Linked DNA regions of Homo sapiens: all the other regions are linked to region 5. The links are chromatin contacts, found by Hi-C or POLR2A ChIA-PET in ENCODE. All regions are on one chromosome and are shown on one strand. The core of a region is the stretch at or near the end of the contact, and the rest is flanking DNA. Distances in the headings are between cores, read along the strand shown. Region 1 holds the start of AARS2 (alanyl-tRNA synthetase 2, mitochondrial). Region 2 holds the start of SLC29A1 (solute carrier family 29 member 1 (Augustine blood group)). Region 3 overlaps LOC105375070 (a long non-coding RNA gene). Region 4 holds the start of LINC01512 (long intergenic non-protein coding RNA 1512). Region 5 holds the start of SCIRT (stem cell inhibitory RNA transcript).

What was found. A loop is a pair of places that touch in the nucleus more often than their neighbours do. ChIA-PET counts read pairs that join two places held with the same protein, here RNA polymerase II (POLR2A). Pooled maps may share reads with other maps.
Region 1: a pooled map shows a loop between it and region 5 (4-fold over the local background). The contact joins the promoter of AARS2 here to the promoter of SCIRT in region 5. A Hi-C loop is called at or near these places in 2 of 50 pooled maps. POLR2A ChIA-PET finds 5 or more read pairs at or near these places in 4 of 52 experiments (GM12878, H1, WTC11 and 1 more).
Region 2: a map with no recorded cell type shows a loop between it and region 5 (5-fold over the local background). The contact joins the promoter of SLC29A1 here to the promoter of SCIRT in region 5. A Hi-C loop is called at or near these places in 1 of 37 single-sample maps with no recorded cell type and 7 of 50 pooled maps. POLR2A ChIA-PET finds 5 or more read pairs at or near these places in 5 of 52 experiments (Caco-2, GM12878, HepG2 and 2 more).
Region 3: a map of K562 shows a loop between it and region 5 (4-fold over the local background). The contact joins the enhancer-like site here to the promoter of SCIRT in region 5. A Hi-C loop is called at or near these places in 7 of 168 maps with a recorded cell type or tissue (IMR-90, K562, PC-9 and 3 more), 7 of 37 single-sample maps with no recorded cell type and 13 of 50 pooled maps.
Region 4: a loop to region 5 is called in a map of dorsolateral prefrontal cortex, with 2.1 times the contacts of the local background. The contact joins the promoter of LINC01512 here to the promoter of SCIRT in region 5. A Hi-C loop is called at or near these places in 3 of 168 maps with a recorded cell type or tissue (dorsolateral prefrontal cortex and head of caudate nucleus), 1 of 37 single-sample maps with no recorded cell type and 5 of 50 pooled maps. POLR2A ChIA-PET finds 5 or more read pairs at or near these places in 2 of 52 experiments (H1 and WTC11).

Annotation. Positions count from the first base shown.
Region 1 is chr6:44,311,413-44,315,335 of GRCh38, forward strand. It overlaps AARS2 (alanyl-tRNA synthetase 2, mitochondrial), which reads right to left and starts at 1,935. Exons shown (of 22, transcript NM_020745.4): 1 at 1,669-1,935; 2 at 660-851; 3 at 1-123. The coding sequence starts at 1,911. LOC124901322 (a long non-coding RNA gene) reads left to right here. Exons shown (of 3, transcript XR_007059594.1): 3 at 2,739-3,135. RefSeq lists an enhancer at 1,680-2,239.
Region 2 is chr6:44,221,020-44,224,844 of GRCh38, forward strand. SLC29A1 (solute carrier family 29 member 1 (Augustine blood group)) reads left to right here and starts at 2,576. Exons shown (of 13, transcript NM_001372327.1): 1 at 2,576-2,622. RefSeq lists enhancers at 2,405-3,263, 3,506-3,655 and a silencer at 2,416-2,815.
Region 3 is chr6:43,832,274-43,836,075 of GRCh38, forward strand. All of the region lies in intron 1 of LOC105375070 (a long non-coding RNA gene), which reads left to right. Among named protein-coding and RNA genes, the nearest start is that of LINC02537, 18 kb to the right of the region's middle. Within about 2 kb of position 1,383, at least 2 of the 41 ENCODE cell types and tissues checked have a DNase peak (open chromatin) inside an H3K27ac peak, as active enhancers do.
Region 4 is chr6:43,888,295-43,892,605 of GRCh38, forward strand. LINC01512 (long intergenic non-protein coding RNA 1512) reads left to right here and starts at 2,734. Exons shown (of 2, transcript NR_024478.1): 1 at 2,734-3,171. The region is part of intron 2 of LOC105375070 (a long non-coding RNA gene); the gene reads left to right. RefSeq lists an enhancer at 1,193-2,154.
Region 5 is chr6:44,072,713-44,076,890 of GRCh38, forward strand. It overlaps SCIRT (stem cell inhibitory RNA transcript), which reads right to left and starts at 1,940. Exons shown (of 5, transcript NR_125864.1): 1 at 1,785-1,940. RefSeq lists enhancers at 351-410, 451-550, 1,571-1,830, 2,951-3,020 and silencers at 631-710, 801-1,060.

The DNA.
Region 1 (3,923 bases), core at 685-3,184, 240 kb after region 5:
GGTCTCCAGGTCTGGGTCCAGCCCTGCCTTGGGGTCACCATCAAAGTAGGAGATCCAGAGCCTTTCCTCAGGGATCCCATAGACCTGAGTCAGCAGTTCCCAGGCCATGTTACAAGCCTCCTCCTGCAGCAGAAACCAGCATGGGGTGGGGGGGGAAGACGGGTGAGAGGGAGACCCCACTGAAGTAATCAAGCCACATGAGTTTAGCTCCCGACTTAAGACAAAAGCATTTCTGCTGCCATCTTGTTCCCAGAATAAGCCATGAACCATTACTGCCTCTGAGTGTTTTCCTGCCCAGAAAGCTTCCCCCTTCTTCTAAGTCCTATCTTCTTTCAAGTCCCAGACCAAGTCCCACTTTCACATGAAATTCTCTGCCTACTCTAGCCTAGAGTGATCTTTAACTCCAGTAAGCACCTTAGCATTGCTGTTTGACCATTTATTCAAACAACAATTTTTGAGTGATCATTAGGCAGAAAGTACAGTCTCTGCCCTTCAGGGACTTACAATCCAATCAGGGAGGTGAGGTAATTCCTGTTACACCGGCTCAACTAGCACTTTGCCTCCACATCTGGTATGAGGCCCTGCCTAAGCAGACAGTACAATGGAAACAGGACAAATTGACTCCCTTCTTGGCTGATCACTGATCCCCAGAGACTCACCTTAAAATATTCACCCCCAAAGGCCCAATTGCCAAGCATTTCAAAGAAGGTATGATGGGAAAGGTCTCGACCCACATCTTCCAGGTCGTTATGGTGTCCTCCAGCTCTCACACATTTCTGGCTGTTGGCCACACGTCGGAAGCCTGCCATCTCGCTTCGTGGATCCACGGTGCCCAGAAAGATTGGCTTGAACTGGAAGCACATAGAGTGGGGAGGGGGAGAGGGATATCCAATTTCTCAGTAGAAGGGAAATGTGGGGAGTGAGGATAGGGATGGCTGTTCAGACCGAAGGCTGACTGTGCCCCTGAGAGTGCAGTGTAATCTTGGTCTATGAGGACAAACTGGGAGCCTCGGGACAGCCATCTCTGGTGTGTGGGGAGCAGAGAAGAGGTAAACAAATCATGAACCGGAGACCCTCTGCCTAGTAAAATAGGCAAGGTAAAAGAAGGAGGAATGTGTTGGGAGCTGGAAATGGGACGCTGAAAGGTGGCATCCTCCGTCTCAGCTTCTTCAACCACACCCAATAACTTCAGGGAACAAAACTGAGACTCATTTAGTAGGGAGCCCAGACGGCCTCTAAGGTTAACTTATGCCGCCCCTATTTTACAGATGAGGACAATGAAGTCTAGAAAAGATGAGTGGTTGATAAAAACCAAAACCTTAGAGAATAGTACTCAGCAAACAATAGGTGATCAATAAACATTTAATGAAAGCGTTATCTTTATTTAAATAACGAATAAATGAAATCAGACTTCTCCCTCGGGATTCCACTCCAGCCATTTCTGGACCTAATACTCAATCCCAATCCAGAAGTTCCCAGCTCAAGCCCTCCCCAAGCCCTCCCTATACTCTGAGCGCCGTACCCCCATCACTTTACCCAACCAAGCACCGCCCTCTTTCCCCAAAAGCTACGAACTCCGCCTCTCGCTTCTTTTGCCCAATCCTGCAGCGTCTTTCTCACCAGAAAACTCACGAACTCCGCTCCCTATCAGTATGGTTCGGCCCTCACCTGGTTCATGCCCGCATTGACAAAAAGCAAACTGGGGTCGCCGCGGGGCCGCACGGAAGCGGAGGGCACCAGCCGGTGGCCATGGCGGTCCCGAAAGAAGTTCAGAAAGGCGGCCCTCACGGCCGAGGCCTTGGCTGCAGGGGGCTCCGATGAGAGCGGCCGATGGCTGAGGCCCCGCCATGCGGGCGACCTTCGAATGGCCCGCCGCAGCCTCCGGGCTGCAGCTGCCACTGACGCTGCCATCGTAGCTCCGGGCAGTGACTTTACGTGGTCAAAGAGTGACGAGGGAAGGAAGCCAGGCGTTTCCTACAGCGGCCCCTGGCGGTAGGAGGACTCAGGGGGCGGCCTCTGCCGCCGGGGTGGAAGCGATCGATTGGGTCGCTGGCAGAGTCTAGCACAGCGCCCGGCACATAGTAGGCTCTTAATTCATTCGGCATTAAGCAAATATTCATTGAGAGCCTACTATGTGCTAGGCATTGTTTTGGGCTTTTAGGGTACAAAATTGACAAAATGCCCTGCCCACTGAAATCCGTATTCTAGCAGTAATTGCTGTTGTGCTTATTAGTTTTGCAAAGTTACAGATGGGGTTGCAATAAACAGGTGTGGATTCAACTTCGTGTGTGTGTGTGTGTGTGTGTGTGTGTGTTTTGTGTGTGTTTTTCCAGGCTGAGGGAAGAAGGCAGAGAGTGACAGGGGAGTATCAGCATTCATTCAAGAGGTATTCAACAAATATTTATTGAAGACCTAGTATGTGCTAGGCACTGTTCTAGGCATTTGCCAGTTTCCTTGGACCTTGGCATCAGACACGGCCATTTTTGCCCGTGAAGCAGGAGTCTATAGGAGAACACAGAAGCCAAACAGCATCTGCTATATTATTAATTGCCTAACATTTGGTCTTCTCATTTGCCTGGGGATCAGAGAGAATCCAGGTCGTCAAGGCAGGAGGAAGCTGTTGGCTAATAGCTGCAGAGATTTCACTCTCTAAGCCTTCTAATGCCCTAAGGTTTTGTGTGTTTTCGTTTAGGATAAGAGATATACCTGTTCTACCTCTCCCTTCTGTCTTTCCATAGTAACAGCTGTGACCCTGAAGCCAACAGGCCCTTGTGGATGCAATCAGGGTGCTCATGGGGCTTCTCATGATGCCCTTGGCTTGGGAAATTAAACAGATTGGGAAGACAGAAGAGAATCTGCCAAAGCTAAAACTCAATAGAGGTTCCAGAGCTGAGGTCAGTGTAATAACCGAGAAGGCCTTAGCCATCAGGGTGGTCTCTTTTAGCCACGATTCTGTGTGTGTTAAGTTATTTGGGGTCTTTGTATACATAGTTTCTCTGCGGAATCTACATTGGACTTGAATTTCTATAGTGATAGTAAATTCTTAACTTTGTGTTCTGACAGCACCTATAACTCCTATTCCATGATCCCCTTTTTCTCCCTTTGCCCACATAGATTAAAGGTGTTGTTTTGAAAGTGTGTTTGGCCTGTTTTGGTTTTTCCAGTGTTTCTGGAACAGAAAGCTAAAGCCAGCTGGGGATTTCTGTGTGATTAATGACTTTTTTATTTTTTTGAGATGGGGTTTCACTCTTGTTGTGCTGGCGTGCAATAGCACAATCTCGGCTCTCTGCAACCTCTGTCTCCCGGGTTCAAGCAATTATCCTGCCTTAGCCTCCTGAGTAGCTGGGATTACAGGCATGCATCACCACGCCCGGCTAATTTTGTATTTTTAGTAGAGATGGGGTTTCTCCATGTTGGTCAGGCTGGTCTTGAACTCCCGACCTCAGCTGACCTGCCTACCTCAGCCTTCCGAAGTGCTGGGATTACAGGCATGCACCACTGCGCCCAGCTGAGATTGATGATCTTTAGACAAGACTGTGAAATTATTTCCCAAACTGAGATGGGAGTGTTTTGCCATACAAACCTGGCAGGGCCTCTACTCAGTACTGACATCAACTTTTTTTTTTTCAGATTTTGCCCAGAAAGTCATTGTGTTACATTAGAAACTCCAAACATGGATCTAGTGTGGAGCCATATAATTTTTTTAAAACAGCTTTATTGAAATATAATTTACATGCTATACAATTCGCCCATTTAAATAAAGTATACAGTTCAATGCCTTTTAGTATATTTACATAGAGTTGCCCATCCATCACCACAATCACTTTTAGAACATTTTCATTACTTCCAAATAAAACCCCAAATCCTTTAGCCATTAACCCCCAATCGTCTCATCCTTCCTAGCCCTTGGCAACCACTAATCT
Region 2 (3,825 bases), core at 1,326-3,825, 150 kb after region 5:
CAGGCTCGAGCCACCATGCCTGGCTAATTTATTTTAATTTTTTTTGTAGAGATGGGGTCTCACTGTGTTGCCCAGGCTAGTCTTGAATTCCTGGGCTCAAGTGATCCTCCCACCTCGGCCTCCAAAAGTGCTGAGATTTCAGGCATGAGCCACCACTCCTGGCCTAAAATTTATCTTGATTCATGAGTTTTTTGGCTCCCCCTTACATTTTACACCCCTGGCAAGTGCCTCACTGGCCTCTCCCTAGTCCCAGCCCTGTCACAAGGCCATGGAGATACAGTCACAAACACAACTGAGAACACAGACAGTCATGAGACATGTGCTGGTTACCAACCCCCAGGCCAAGCAAACACACTTCCAGCAAACACACATGACTTGTTGGTGACAGCTGAGAGGACACATGCCTGGGGAGAGAGAGGACTGTGTGTGAGGTGGTGAGGCATGCATGGGGCCTGCCAAGTTGGGGAGGGAGTCTGGGCCAAGCCACGGTCCCATATAGGGTGGTGAATAAGGTGTAGAGTAGAGGTGCAGCAGGACCAACCCTTCCCACCCCACCCCTTCGACAGGGACCTGAGGGAGCTCAGGGAGGGAGAGAAGCCAGAAGACCAGGCAGAGACTGAAGAGAGCTGGCAAGGCCTGGCTAGAAAAACTCCAGGCAAGGCCTGTGTAAGTTGGGGCTCCCAGGCTGTCCAGCAGGGGGCCCTGGCACCCAGCAACCTCTGCTTGGGAGGTGGCTACAGAGGGGTGTGGGTGTTGGCTAGGGGCCCAGCAGGATGGATGCCAGACGGACTTCTCTCCAACAATAACAGCCCTGGCTGTTGCCATCCACCGAGCTGGCAGGGCCCCAGTTTGGGTGGGGAGAGGAACCAGCCTTTCCCAGTCTGGCCTGAGACCCTCACCACTTCCCTCCAGTTTTCTTCCACCTCCAGCCCCCTCTGTACACAACTGCAGCCACTGGCCACCAGCCTTGCCATGCCTGGCAGATCTTCTGACCACTAGCCCTGCCACCCCCACAGACCCAGAGACCAGGAAAGGAGGGTGGGGAGCGAGGAAGGGGGCCAAGGCAGAGGGCAGAGGAGGGCTAGGAGAGGAAGAGAGAGAGACTGGACAAACATGAGGGCAGGAATTAGGGGGTTGTGGACAGACATGAAGCCACTCTCAAGTCATGGGGCTGTGCCTGGAAAAATACCACCTAAACCCATCTTCCTGCCCTCTGGTTAGGGCTGGCGGGGATGTGGGGGATGGGGGTGGGGTGGGGGAGGGTTGGGAAGGAATATGTGTGTCATCTCTGTGGGGCATGGAAACAGAAGGCTGGGGACACCCATTCTGGAGTAGCTTGGGGAGAGCCACTGACCCTAATTAGAAAAGCCACCTCTCTCCTTAGGGCCCTGTCTGTTTCTCTGGGGACAGGGTAGGACTACCTTATCCCTATGATGTGAGGTACTGCCAGTTGTTAATCAGTGTCTGTGGCTTCTCTAGGGGACAAGCCCTTCGGGTCAGTGGGCATGGGGTGGGCAGCGTGGGTTGGATTTTCTCCTCAGGACCTTTCCAGCCTTAGGATCATCCTCTAGCACTGAGTACTGCTGGAAGGGCAGGGAGTGCCCCCCACCCCACCCCATTTATTGCCCGACCAAAGAGAGGGCCTCCCTCCCCCTCCCTTGGAGGGACTTGCTGGACCACCCCTCAGCACGCCCACACCTTCCTCCTTAGCTAGTGAAAGACATACTCAGCAAGGCTTCCGCCTGTCAGGATGGCTGGGACAATAGGATTCACTGAGGATATAAGGCTGTTCCTAGCTTTTTCTCTTCCCATTCCCACCTGTGCCTCAGTTTTCCAAAGTGCTGGATTTAGAAAGGGTGAATTATGAGGGAGCTGGAGGGCTTTGCCCCACCCCCCTCCGCGCGCACACGCAAGCACAGGCAGAGGCACATACCCCCTCCAAGTCAAAGTTGTGAGTGGGGTGGTGTTTGCGCGTCTGTGGCTGGGACTGGATGTGTCAGGGATGGGAAAACCCATCATGCTGGTCACAGAAAATGCGCGGTGGGGACAGAAGCAGTTTTGAAGGAAAAGAAGAGGAGGGGGACTGAAAGAAAGAAGGGGGCGCTGAAAGGGAGGGCGCTGGGAGGAAAAAGGTGCAGTGTGGAGGAAGCGCGGCGTGGGCAGGGCTTGGGAAGGGATAACGGAATATCTGAGGTGGAGTGGGCCGTGGAGCGTCGGGGCCGGTCTGAGCAGCGGGTGTGTAAATGGAACAGTCCCGAGATGAATTTTATGGGAGTCTGCGCAGGTCCTTAATGTGTGGCTGTACCCTCCAGCCCCATGTACCCCACACGATGGACAGACAGCCTTGGTGTGGCAGGGCCCAAAGAGGTCCTATCTACCGCAATAACACGACCAGGCGGCCCTGGGGGCGCAGGGGCTCGGGGTGGGAGCGGCGGAGCGCGCGGAGTCGCCGCGGGGTGGCAGGGGTGGGCCGGGGGCGGGGCCGCGGGCGTCGGGGAGGTGGCAGTGGGCGCAGGGCGGGGCGAGCTCAGCGGAGGGCGGGTTTGAATGTGCCCCGGCGGGAGAGGGAAGCTGCAGCGAGAGCGCGCGGATCTCAGCGCGGGAGCAGTGCTTCTGCGGCAGGTGCTGCCCGGGGCCGGGGACTGGGGACTGGGGACTGCCGGGGCGGAAGACGCCGCTGCCCGCCTGCCACGGAGGGCAGGGAGGGCGGGCCTGACGGCTCCGCAGCCCGGAGAAGGGACGCCGGGTGGGGCCCCAGTGCGGAGCGTGCGGAGCCGCGCAGCACGTGGCGCGCACGGGCCAGGGAGCCTGAGGACCCTGCGGGGACCGGGACCCAAGCTGGGCGGGGCGGCCTGGCTCCCGGGCCTAAAACAGGCTGCGGTCACGTTGACCTCCGCAAGGGGCAGGCGAGTGGACGGGTGATCCCCATCGATCTGGTCGGTATCAGGGAGGGGCCGTGCCGCTGACTGCGCTGGCGGAGGGGTATGGGGATGGGGATGGGGATGGAGGCTCGCGAGCGGAGGTGCAGGCTCGCGAGCGGAGGTGCGGGGCTGTCTCTTTAACCCCGGTCTTTTACTGGCTAAACTCGTATCCCTGGCGTCTCCTTCCTGCGCACGTCTTCATTTACTGATTTACTGTGAGGGTATATGAGAGGGTGAAGACAAACAGTCCTCGGCTTTGCTTACCAGGAGAGAGCAGTCGTAGGTCAAGGCTGGCTCCAACCCTGCCCTCACACCTCTAGGGGTCTCTCTGCAGCCCTGTGGTAGTCCCTTTGCCTACTCCTCTCGGTGGCCTCCAGACCCTCCAACTTTCCTCCTGCTTGTGTAAGCTCCCCATGCCAGGATGTGTGTGATGGGGCGGGGCTGAGCTGCCTGACACTCAAGTCAGGCTGGGAATGATCTTGGTCTCCACCTCATTTTTCCCTTTAGTTGAATCAGAGTTCCCCCCACCTCCCAGTCTACAGGGCTAACTGAGAAGCAGCTTTTATACCTCTCTCCATTCCAAAAGGAGCTTGAACATTTAATATGGATTCTAGCTCCTCCACTCACCAGCTCTGTGACTTCAGGCAAGTGACTCAACCCCTCTGAACCTCAGCTGGCCCCATCTATTCAGTGCTAGTACTAGCTTATGGGTGGTTGTGAAGAAAAGACAAGAGATCTGCAGGTAGTGGCTAGCCCCATATGAAATCCTGGGAGTGGAGAATTGCAGGAGAGGTGTTGGGAGTCTGGAGGCAGGGAGGTACTCAATTTGGTGGCTACTTTCAGGGGCCCACCTCAGCAGGCCAAGGCATAGTTGGAGGGACACCAGATGCTCTGAGCTGGTATC
Region 3 (3,802 bases), core at 133-2,632, 240 kb before region 5:
TTTTTTCTCACTTAAAAACAATGTTGAATGAAATGACATTATTTGAGGACCCGCTGTCTGTCATTTTGTTTAAAGTCAGTACTGTCTTCATAGTGGGCTGTGGGAGTTTAGGGGTGGGACACTTGACCAGCCTGGAATTCAGGGAAGAAATCCTGGAGAAGAGTGGAGTTTTGAAGGCAAATCATTGCCACTGTGAAAAGTGGCAGCAGGACATTCTACTTAGAGGGAACAGCATGGGCGAAGTCACCATGTGGGGTGGGGGGTGCTCTGAGCCTGCTGTCAGCTGACATGGCCAGCTCTGCTACCATCTCCATCCCAGCATAAGGGTCAGCTCAAGTTCAAAATAATTTTGAGATAGCAACTAATCTTAACTGTTAACCAGGGAGGACTGGCTGATGTTGAATTTGCAAACACAGGAAGATTTGCTCATTTACTGAGCTTAGTTAGAAATGTGTCACCCGCACTCTTTAAGTAAATCAACAGTCTCCACACTGTATCCACATTTGGGAAGACATTGGAACCTCACTTTTATTCTTTCTTTTGTCCTTTATAATGTACATAATTTATTAGTATGGTAGCACATATTGTATATCTTATATACATGTTAGGGGCATATGTCACAGATTTTCTGTGGATAGAGGTATATAATCAAAAGAATTGGGAGCCTACTGAAGTGGGTGATGGCTGAGGTAAGCTTGGGATATGCTTTAGAAAGAAGGTTCTAAACCCAGCTCCCCTACCCCATCCCTACTGGCAAGAGGTTAAGGTTGGGCTTTCTCTCTAGTGGCATCCCTGCTTGCTTGTTGTGCCATGTGAACATAGGCCATTTGAGGGCCAGGTTTGGGCTGCAGCTGTGGAATAGGCTTCTTTCTCCCTCCTCAGGCCCACTGACCCACCCAGGGGCTTGAGTCTTCTTTGGTAGAGGCGGCCTCCGTTTGGAGCCGTTTCCATGGTTATGAGGCAGGAGCTATCACTTGCTCTTTCTGTCCCTTGCCTCTGACTCTGATGGGTCTGCTCTGGGCTCCCTCCTGTCTGGTCTGAGGTCTCCAGGCCTGGTACAGGCCCTGCGCTCACACTTTCTGGCTGACTCACAGCTTCTCCAGCCACACTCCAGCCCCTGCCACTCACTCCTGGCCTGGCCCCATGGTCAGAGCTACTGTCAGTCACTAATTATCTTAGTCATCTTTCCATCTATGCTTGTTGAGCTAATGGAGAAGACAAACAGAAATCTCAGCAAATGTGGAAAATTCCTGCTGACAAGGCAAGGGGCCCTGGCCCAGGTTTGGTGAGATTAGACTTTCCCCAGTGAGGCTGCAGGGACGGCCCCCCAGTTTTGAACAGTTTAATTGGGAAGTGGCGGGCAGCCTTCCTGGTCAGTGCTGTGCCCCCTGGTTGGCAGTCCATCTTATCAAACACAGAGCAGGGCTTAACTCAGGGTGGGAGCGCTGGGGAACGGGGGCCACAGAGCCAGGTCTTGGTGGTATCATTATTCAGGCAGCCCCAGGGCTGTCTCTCCAGTTGGGATTCTTGGTTCTGGGGTCCTCCCGCCCCAACCAAGGATGCCCAGCTGGCCAAGTCAGCTGAACGGGAGGGTGAGGCCTGGGCTGCATGCTCTCTCACACCTGAGGCCTGTTAATAATTACCCCTGGGGAGGGCAAGGCCCCAGCAGACATCACTAATGAGCCTGCTAAGTGACAGCTGGGCCCTTTCCCCCTCACCTGCTCAGGAAAACAAGATCCGACCAAGGAATTATTTAACCCTTTTTGGGCTGGGCGCTCCCTGAGGACAGGGTTGTGCCTTCCCCTCAGACTGGGGCTTCCTGAGTCCCTGGAGCCTTCTCCATTGTCAGCACAAGACTTCTTCTATTCCTGTTGTCAGTGCTTGCATTTCTGCTCTAATGGAAGGCTGCTCTGTTTAGTGTCAGCTCTAAGCAGTGCTGTCCGCTAGAACATTCTGTGATGGTGGAAATGTTCTCGAGCCGCACTGTGGAAAACAGTAGCCACTAGCCACACGCGGGTACCGAGCACTTAAACTATGCATCTGATTTACGGTAGTTTTAAAACCCAATTTTAGTTAATTTAGATTATTTATGAATGAGACAGGGTCTCACTCTGTGGCCCAGGCTGGAGTGCAGTGGTGCAGTCTCGGCTCACTGAAGCCTCGACTTTCCAGACCTAAGCCATTCCCCCACCTCAGCCTCCTGAGTAGCTGGAACTACAGGCACACGCCACTACGCCTGGCTAATTTAAGAAAATTTTTTTGTAGAGGTAGGGTTTCACAACATTGTTCAAGCTGATAATTTAGATTTAAATGGCCACATGTGGCTAGTGGCTCCCATACTCCGTGGTGAGGTCTATAATGTTTCACAAGGGAGGCCTTGAACGGGTGGTGAACAGATTTATGCAAAACAACCCTCTAAACTGCAATCCCATTGGTAGGTCAGAGCCCATTTTCTCACCCTTGCAGGCTTGAAGGGGCCCAAGGTTATTTTCCTTGGAGATGGCTCCTGGAAGCCTGGGTGGGTTTCCTCACTACCTCCCTACAAAAGCCCCTAGGTGGCTGAGGGGCCCAGAGGAACAGGGATCTGGCTAGAAAGCACCTGTTCTTAACAAGGGTCCCCAGCAGCCAGGCAGCCCTCCCTCCACAGGGCACGGGGCTGTCGCTGCCTGAATGAGGGAGATTTATGGAAAATCCCCTCACACAACAGGCGGATTTTCCAAGCCTCATTGGTTGTTCTGGTCTGAGCCTTCATTAAGGGGAACAGGGGACAATGGAGGAGGTAGGGGTGAGGCCCTGGGTCCATTCAGCTCTCTATCCTTTGGCACTGGGAACTCCATCAAGGCCCCCCCAACCCTTTCCTGGCTTGAGGAAAGGTCACACTCTCTCCCCTTTCAATAGTAATAAAAGGCCCCAAATATCCAGCAAAGTCAGACTCGGCCTTTGAGGAATATCTTTCTTGCATTTTAAAAGATTTCCAGAAGAGATATTCTTTGGTTTTGCTTTACAATCCTCTGTGCCTTGTAATGCACGGTCTTGGAAGTTCCTCCCTACAGCTAACCTAATTTTATTACGCTTTAGGCCTGCCTCAGTAGGACTTCTCCTTTAAAGTTACGGCAACATTTCAAAGTAGCAAGATCAATTGTGTGACTTCCCAATAAAAATCCTTGATTGGAAGGAGAAACCACTGGCTACTAGAGCTGGAGGGACCCTAGAGATTTGCAGTCCGTTCCTCACTGCGCATTCAGAGAGTGTACCGCCCAAGCAGGTGGTGCCACACTTAGAGCCAGAATTCATGCTCCAGGTGGTACCCACCTGTATACCAGCTGCCTCTGCTGCAGCACAGTCACATAGAGATCCAGAGACCCATTGAGACAACCCTTCCAGAGGAAAGAGCACTGCTTGACCCAGGGGAATGGATTTCTAAGAGTGAATATTAGGTCTCATCCCAAAGGCTTTTTGTCTTAAAGCCCCTTCCAGAAAGTACTCAGTATGTAGTAAGGAGATCAGTGGGAGTGTCTTAGAGGTAAGACCGAGAGTGGCCCTTTGAAGGTGGCGAGGGAAGAGAAGGGTGAGGCATTCCCAGGGTTGCAAAGACTCAGGAGGGCTATGGCAGGGGCCTGGGGCGCTTCCCCTGTGTTGGGGATGTGACTGAGGCTGGGCATTGCTCACTGAGTAGAGTCGATGAGTACAGCCAGTTCCCTATAATGGTGGGTGTCCAGGTCCTGGGAGGTGACTCGCCTTGTCGAGGGAAACTGGTGGGAGCAGGAGGTGTTTATGGTTTTCCCTCTCCTGGGGGCAGCTG
Region 4 (4,311 bases), core at 1,484-3,983, 180 kb before region 5:
ACCAAGCCAAACCTTCACTGGCCCCAAGGCTCTTGTGCAGTTGAAGCCTGGGTTGCACGGATGGTCCCCGCCTTGCCCTACTGAGAGGCCAGATGCTGGGGGTGGCCACGCTGCAGGCGGGTCCTTGCCCCTACTCCTGCCAGAAAGAAGCCCAGTGTCCTTGGCACAGGCAGGCACAGGGCAGGTGCCCTGCTCTGCTCCTGTGGCTCTTGCCCAGGAGGGCGCGGCTGCTGAGCTTAGGTCTAAAAATAAGGTATCTGGGAGGAACGGCTTTAATTTGCACTTTACCTATTGGTGTTTACTTTGCTATTTCCAATACGGTAATTTAATTCTGCAGGGTGCCTGACTGGGGGGCACCTGAGGCGTGCGGTTACCTGACCGCACCAGGAGTGACTCTTGTGTCCCTGTGCGGCTCTGACAGAGAAGCCGCAGGGACAGTGGTGGTCTTTGGAGTTCACAGGTATGGGCATGGCATACAGGGGCAGGAATGGGCATCAAGACCCCACCATGCCCAGATCCACCATCCTCTCTTCTTCATTCAAACCCTTGCCCTGATGGCAGAGCAAGGATCCCCTTCTGCCACATGTCCCTGCCTGCTGCTTGTCCCCACGTCTCTTCCTGCCCATGGCCAGGGGCTCCATCTCTGCTGAGATGCCTCCCTCTCACCGCCAGCGATGAAGGAACTCTCTCTAGGTTTCTCTGTTGGACATACAGCTATTTACACTACAGCGTTGATGTCTTCCACCCTCCCACCACTAGTAGCTTGCTTTGTTTTAGTTTTATATTTTGTCTTTTCTTGGAGATGTGGGCTCACAGAAGCAGGGCTATGTCTCTCTCTCTCAGACTGGGAGTCCCTGAAAGCAGGGCTGTGTTCCACTCTCAGACTGGGGTTCCCTCAGGACAGGCTGCACCCCCCGCCTCAGATTAGGGGCTCCCCAAAGGAGAGAATATGTTTCTCTCTCAAATTAGGGGTCTCTAAGGTATGGCACTATGTGCCCTTTGGCCTCAGGCCTACCCAAGGGCAGGGCCTCAAAATCTCTTATTTGTTGTGTCTCTGCTGCCATCACCCATGTCTCTCCTTCCTGCCACCCCCCAGCCCCACATCCCAGGATGGCTTTACACCCCTCTGGTCAGGGCTGTGTCTATTAAAGCCACCAAGAGTGCATTTTGTCCTGCTCCTCCCTGGCCAGCAGAAGTGGCTGACAGGACCACATTAGGACTTGGTGGGCCATAAGCATTTTTTGTTGTCATGGACCCCTTTTTCCATTAAAAAAGTAAAAAGTTACATTTTACAGTTGTGTTGGGATAAAGGTAAATATATTCACATTATATATGAAAACATTTCTGTTGACTTAGAAGATCATTTCTTCCCTCTGATTTTAAAACAACTCAGAATACTTTGTGGGCTCCTAGGAGTACCATGGGCTGGGGCTGAGCCTGGTGTGTCTGGTGGAGAAGCCGCCCTGATGGCTAGGGCTCCAGCTGGGCCTGGCTGCAGGAGTCCGCATTGAGCCTCAGCATTGCTGGCGGGGATGCCTTTCCCATCCTTTAGCTTTGTTGTTGTTTTGTTTTGTTTTGTTTTGAGACAGAGTCTCACTCTGTCGTCCAGGCTGGAGTGCAGTGGAGTGATCTCAGGAGGCTCGCTGCAACCTCTGCCCCCTGGGTTCAAGCGATTCTCCTGCCTCAGCCTCCTGAGTAGCTAGGATTACAGGCGTGCACCACCATGCCCGGGTAATTTTTTGTATTTTTAGTAGAGACGGGTTTTCACCATGTTGGCCAGGCTGGTCTCGAACTCCTGACCTCAGGCGATCCACCCGCCTCAGGCTCCCAAAGTGCTGGGATTACCATCCTTTAGCTTTTATAAGCCTCATACTGTCCCCGTGAGTTGGGCAAGGCCAGAATTCTCATCCCACGCCAGCCATTGACACTACCACTGCTGTGGATATGGCCATGGCCATGGCTGGGACGGGGACCTCCTCAGCTGCTCCTTTGCCCATATCAGGCGCTGTGTTAGGCACATGGCCACCTTAATCTTATTGAACCCTCACACCAGCCTCTGGGGCAGGCACTGTGCTTATTTCCCATTTCACAGATAAGGAAATCGAGGCTCAGAGGGAAGAAATGATGGGCTGAAGGCCACCTAGCCAGTCGGTGAGAGGGTGGAGACAGAGGACACAGGGGCCCCGGCTTCAGGAAGTCTAGGTCTTTCCACCCTAGAGACAGTGAAGGGCCAGGCAAGAGGTAGGTGGGGGTCGGTGGAAGAAATTGGTTGTGATGTCTCAGGACACAGTAGCAGGAAGGTGCCTTAGAGAGCTTGCATGGAAGGAACGGGCCTTCCTGCCCTGCCCCCATTCCCCTGGTTTCCAGCCCGGAGGGTTTTCAGGGCTAATGGAGGGGAAGGGCACAGACTTCACTCCTCTGTGGAGAGAGACACAGGGATTCCTGACCAAGCTGCCATGGATCCTTCCCTCCTCCAGGTCTGCTAACTCCAGGCCCTCCCTGTCCAGCCACGTTGTCTGGAGGCCACCTGGCAGTCTCATCTGGGTTGGGAGGCGTGGGGTCTCAGAGCGGGAGGAGAGAACCTCGTGGTGGGGGGAGCTAGCAGTGAGGGAGTGGGCTGTGGGGAGTCTGGGTCCCACCCCCGGGACTCTGTCAGTGGCAGGGTAGGGGTACCCAGAGCCATGGCAGGAACCACCCCCTGCCCGCCCCCGACTAGAGGCTCAGCTTCCCTGCGTGCACCTAGCTCAGGAAGCCTTCCTTTCTAGTCTCTACAGCTGTTTCCCTCTTTTCCCATCTCATTCTTCCCTCTTCATTTCTGGCCTATCTTTTAACATCTCCATCCCTTTGATGCCTCATCCATCTCCTCTTCACCGTCTTGTCTTTGCCTGTTCCCTTTTCTGCTTCTCTGCTCCTCTTAAGGCTGGGTTTTCCTCCTGCGTCTCCTCTGTGCGCCTGTGAGTGTCCCCTGTCTGCTCATCCTCTCTCCCTCTGTCCACCTGTTTCTCTTTCTTCCAGCGTTTCTCCATCTCACGCGCTGCCTCTGTCATTTTCTCTCTTTCTTCGTCTTTCTCTCTCTCTCATTGTTCTGAGACATAGCAGTGCCTGGCCCAGCGGGGACAACATGTTTCACAGACAAATCATCCAACAAAAGAGAGGAGGAACGTGCTTCAGGTGAGCGTGAGCGCCGGCCCTGCTGTGTGCTGTGTGCGCATGGTGGGGGGAGGCTGGGGTGGGGGGGGCGGCAGGAGGCCAGTCAGGTGCGGGCGCCCAGGGCCGGGCGGGAGGGGCTCACGGGAAAGGGCTTTTGTGCAGACCAGGCTCTGGGTGGCTTTCAAGCAGCACATCTTTCTTCCAAAGCCAAACCTTTGATCCCCAGAGACATCAAAAGAGCCATCTGCATTTGTGTTTCCTCCAGGTAGAGGAGCAGGGGAGGGGCGAGGAGAGAAAAGGGGAGGGTGGCAGGCATGGCGGAGGGGGTGCTGAGAGGGGCCGCGCCTGGCCTCTTGAACCTGCATTTCAGGGAAAAGCCCCTGTCCGGAACCCACTGCTGCGCCTTCTTGGCTGGGGGACTCCTCTGCCGACTAAATGACTAACTGGGCTATCTTCAATATCAAATGAGAGGACGTGTTCTAATGAAAAAGCCCTGTAAAGAGACAGGGGGTTTGGTGTGGGTCAGGAGCAGCTGGTGCCCTCTCTAAGTGACCCCATGGGGCTTGCTTTAAAAAGCCTTCTGGGCTAGGCGCGGTGGCTCACGCCTGTAATCCCAACACTGGGAGGCTGAGGCGGGCAGACCACGAGGTCAGGAGTTCGAGACCAGCCTGGCCAACATAGTGAAACCCTGTCTCTACTAAAAATACAAAAAAATTAGCCGGGCGTGGTGGCAGGCGCCTGTAATTCCAGCTACTCGGGAGGCTGAGGCAGGAGAATCACTTGAACATGGGAGGTGGAGGTTGCAGTAAGCCGAGATCGTGCCATTGCACTCCAGCCTGGGTGACAATTGTGAAACTCTTGTCTCAAAAAAAAAAAAAAAAAGAAGAAAAGAAAAAAAGCCTCATTTCCCTGTGTTGATTCATCCCTCCAGGAAGCCTCCTACAGTAGTCAGGTTTCTCTCCCATTACTGAATCTTTTCGGCTCCTATGGGTTCAGCTCTCCCGCCTTGTCGGAATGGGGTGCTGGTCATTTCCATGGCCCCAGCAGACCAGAAGGTGGCTAAGGGAAAGATCACATCTTTGTTTTCTCTTTTGGCCCCAGGGCCTGGCCCAGGTGGGGTGAACCAGATGTCCTTGATCATAATAATACTCTCCTGTAGTC
Region 5 (4,178 bases), core at 690-3,189:
AAGTCAGGAGACACCTCCAAGATGAAGGCCCTGCCTGCCATAGCCTGACACAGCCTCCCTGTACTCCCTGGGTTGTCCCAGGACGCAGACTCTGTGCTTACCATACCACACCTTTGTCAGTGGTGTGGGCAGGGCCCAGCAGAGTCCTGGACACCCCAGGGAGTAGGAGCTGTGCAGGTAACATAGGAGGGGGTGAAAGGGAAATGAACTCCCTTGGGAGTTCCCCATCCCAGAGGAAATAAAAGTCAAAGCACTCCTTTGTTTTTTCTTCCCAAGCCCTTATAAGGGGCTTTATGGGGCTTGCCTAGGTTTGAGGTGCAGCAGAGGCAGGCGGGTGAGGGCCTCCAGGCTGAGAGATCCTGGGGCAAAAGTGAAACTATATGGTCATGAACACGGGCATGTTCTGAACTCTGTGAAACCCTAGCCCAGGACCTGGCTGACTGTACAATCCGTCACCCGGCACACCGTAACAGAAGACCCTACTACGCGCAGAGGACAGTACTATTGGGGTGGCAACTGAAAAGGGTCCTGGCTGGAGGCGGGGTTTGCTGGAGGGGTAACAGAGCGTGCGCGGAGTGGAGAGGGTACGGAGGCTCACCGCCCAGCATCCCCAACCCCGGCGCTCAGAAGAGCAGCGCGCTCCGGAGCTCGGCGCGCGCGATCAAAGCCGGCGCCGCACGCGCACGCGCGCCCGCAGCCGCTCCCCCGCCCGCGCCGCTCCGGCTCCCGCGCGCGCGCACTTGAGGCCTCCCTTGTGCGTCTCCTCCATTCGCTACGTGCAGAATGGTCCGTCGGCAGCAGCTGCAGCGCTGGGTGGGAGGGGGAGGAGGAGGGGAGGGGGAGGCGGCGCCCAGGTCTCGGGGAGGGGCCGCGGCGGCCCTGGAGATAGAGGGGTGGGGGCGAAGGGGTGGGCCCCCGCAGCGGGGAGGACAGAGGGAGAGTCCGGGTGGGCTCGATGCTCAGCCTTCCCCCTCCCCCGCTCCCGCTTCTTTCTGCGAGGCCATTACGGCCATCTCCCGGCCTGAGCCTCCTGGAACCAAGCCGACCAAGAGGGGTTTCCTCCGTGTTGTCTCGTCCCCAAAACCCAGAATCCAGACCCAAGAAAGAACCACTCCTGCTGACCCCTCCTCCCGCTACCCGTCCCAACCGCATTCCCAAGCTTTCGTGGAGGTGACCCAACAGCAAGCACTTCCCCACTCCGCCTTTCATGGGGTGGGGTCCCTAAGAGGTACTGCAGACTAACTCCTCTTTTCATCTCTTACCCCACCTGGAGGAAGAGGCATGGCCAGGATGGACACCAGAGCACATTTCCCAGCATTTCCAAGGGGAAAGGGCAGCATCTCAGCATGCAGACTCCAACATGGCCACAGAAAGGTCGAGTGGCGCAGAGGAGCAGGCTGCTGCCCAGGCCCCTAGGGCCACTTCCAAAGGAGTGTGACCACGACTAGGTTGCTGTGGACTCACTCGCATTACAGGGCTGCGCCCTATACACCTGTTTGTAAAGGGTCCTCCTAGAATGTAATGGTGAGGGACCACCAAGCGGTGGACCAAGAATTCCAAACAGACCAGCTCCCTGCCTTGCCAGGAAACCAGATGTGGCCCAGATGTCCATAGCAGTTCCTCCCACAGGGTGGGACACCAGCTATTCTGTGCAACCCCTCCCAACCCTTCTTCCAGGGTCAGGGAGGAAAGCTGGCAACCTCCGTTGTCCCTTCCCATTTGGGTTGCTAGAAGGGAGCAACTCACTCATCCTCCTCTTCCTGCCAAGAGCCACCTGGGCTTACCTCTCCAGCAGCCACCTAGGTTCAACCTGTGGTCTAACCTCAAGCCCTCTGCTGACAGGTTAAGTCAAGATCGCCGGGAAGGAAGGCGTCCAGTTTCATTACACACACAGACGTACACACACACCCGACACCGACCCACGCGCCTGGGCTCTGCACAGTGGCTAGACCCCAAAAAGCCGATTCTCCTGTTCCCTCCGTGGTGGCCTCAGTCTTTTGGCGGCGCCCTCTGCTGGCCACTAGGAAGTGCAGGAAAAAACAGTCTGCCCATAGACGCTTGGTGGATCTGGGAAAGGGGACAAGAGGCAGAGAAACAAGTGAAAAGTGGGAGCTGAGAGCAGCGCTGGGCTGGCCACAAACAAGCGAGGCATGGTGACGCCTTCCTGGAGGTGGGGAGTTTTGAGCCAGCTTTCCATGGGCCTAGGGAGACAAGCCGAGCTGGCAGATAGGGGCTCAGGACACCCCAGGAGTGGCCCTTCCTGTGTGCTGAGCCCTACCCCTGTCCTGGATGGCTCATACACCCACTAACTCATATGGCTGCTGTGCCCTGCTTGGGAGTCCTTCCTGTCAGCCTCTATTGGGGTGGTGGGTGGGGAGGAGCAGCCATGGAAACCCTGATCCTTCTAGTCATAGTCTGGCTCCCTGGGGCTGTGAGAGGTGTCCCCAAAGAGAAGCCTCCAATTGACAAACCTCTGCTCCACCCCACCCCACATACACAGAGGATGGCCCAAGCCCAGGTCCCTGGCATGGTGGGGCAGGGGCCTGAGTCACAGCCTGGCGTGACCCTGCCCAGTCCCCAGGAATGGCCAGCTCGTCCAGAGGTGAGACCCAGGTCAACAATCCATCAGTCTGCCTCCTGCCACCAGGTATCCTCCCCATCACGTCCTACACGTGGGGTGGGCCAGGACAGTGCTGGGCAGAGCTAGTGTTGGGCCTGTGCCTGGGGGCCACCAAGGGGGCCCGGAGAAAAGAATGGAGGGGTTTTCACTTCCTGAGCAGCAGGAGGAGCCAGCTGGGGTTAAAGACAGGAGGGACTGGTTGGGCCTACAGGCATTTGGAGTCTCTCCCTGCCTGCTGGGTGAGGGAGGCAGCAGGTGCCAAGAACTGCTAGCTTCTAGGACCTGACCCTCAAGTTGCTTCTCCTGCTGAGGGGCTTCTAGGGTCACCCTCAGGGCCTTGACATCTGCACACATCTGCACAGGCCCTTCACCAGGGACTTAACCTCCAAAGGCAGCTCCTGCTCCCAGCCTTCACAGGCCCCCCTAGGGCCCAAGTCCCCAGACCCAACCTCAGTCTGCAAGCTGGCCAAGTCAGAGGTCCTGGCTGCCTGGACCACTCCCAAGCAGTAAATGGCACTGTGGGCTTCCTCCATCCTGTCTTCCCCGCCCCACTTCATTGATTCACTGACTTCCAACTTACTGGTCAGGCCCCCTTCCAGACCCTGCCTGGATGAAGAGGACTCCCAGAAGCAGTGATTGAAGGCCTAGGAGGATACAGAGAGCCAGGTGCTTTAATTGGAGGTAATTAGTTAATTTACTCTGAAAGCAATGGGGCAGGGCGGGGACAGGGGGAGGAGAGGGGAGGGGAGGAGGTAGGGGGCTGTGACCTAACTGGGCTCAAACTCTCAAACTCTGGTCAGCCTCCTTCTGGACCACAGCAAACCTGTGTGTACCCACCCACTTAGGAGACCCTCTCCTGGGCCCCAGGTCAGAGCAAGACCCAAAGTGGACTAGGGTGGCTCTGCAGAAAAAGCAGGTGCCCTGGGGTGGTGGGAACAGGCCTTTTGAGGTTAGGGAGGTGTGGACTGGCATGAGGGAATTGGAGAGGTGCAAGGAGCTCTGGGATGGGAACTGGTCCCTCTCCTGTCACGTATAATTCCATCCCTCCCAAGGTCATTGCTGTCACCCAAGTTAGGGGCCCAGCCCCCTCCTTTGGTCAGTGAAGTCCCAGGGCAGCCCATTTTAAATACAACGGGGCCTGAAGGCTAACTTCTGGCCTTCCTGCTTCGGGAAATCATTCCAATAACCGGGAAAAAAGGGGGCCCGAGGACAGAGCCCCTGCCGGGCCCCAGGGGGAGTGTCGTCGGCTCCTTTGCGTCGCCGGCCGGCGGCGTGGCGGGGACTCTGGCCGGCAGCCTCCCGCGCCGTCCGGAGCAGCTGACCCGCTGGCGGTGGGCCAGGTCGCGGCGGGGCCTGGAGGCAGCAACGTGCGGCGCGGCATGTCGCGGGCGCCGCGGCAGGGAAATGTGGGGGCGGGCCGGCGCGCCCCCTCCCCCCCGCCTACGCTGGCCCATTCATAAAACCTGCAGGCGCTGCCCGGCCTGGCAGCCTTGGTCTCCTAATTGCAAACTCATTAAGGAGTTTGCATCTCATTTGCATGGAAATCATTTCCTGGCCC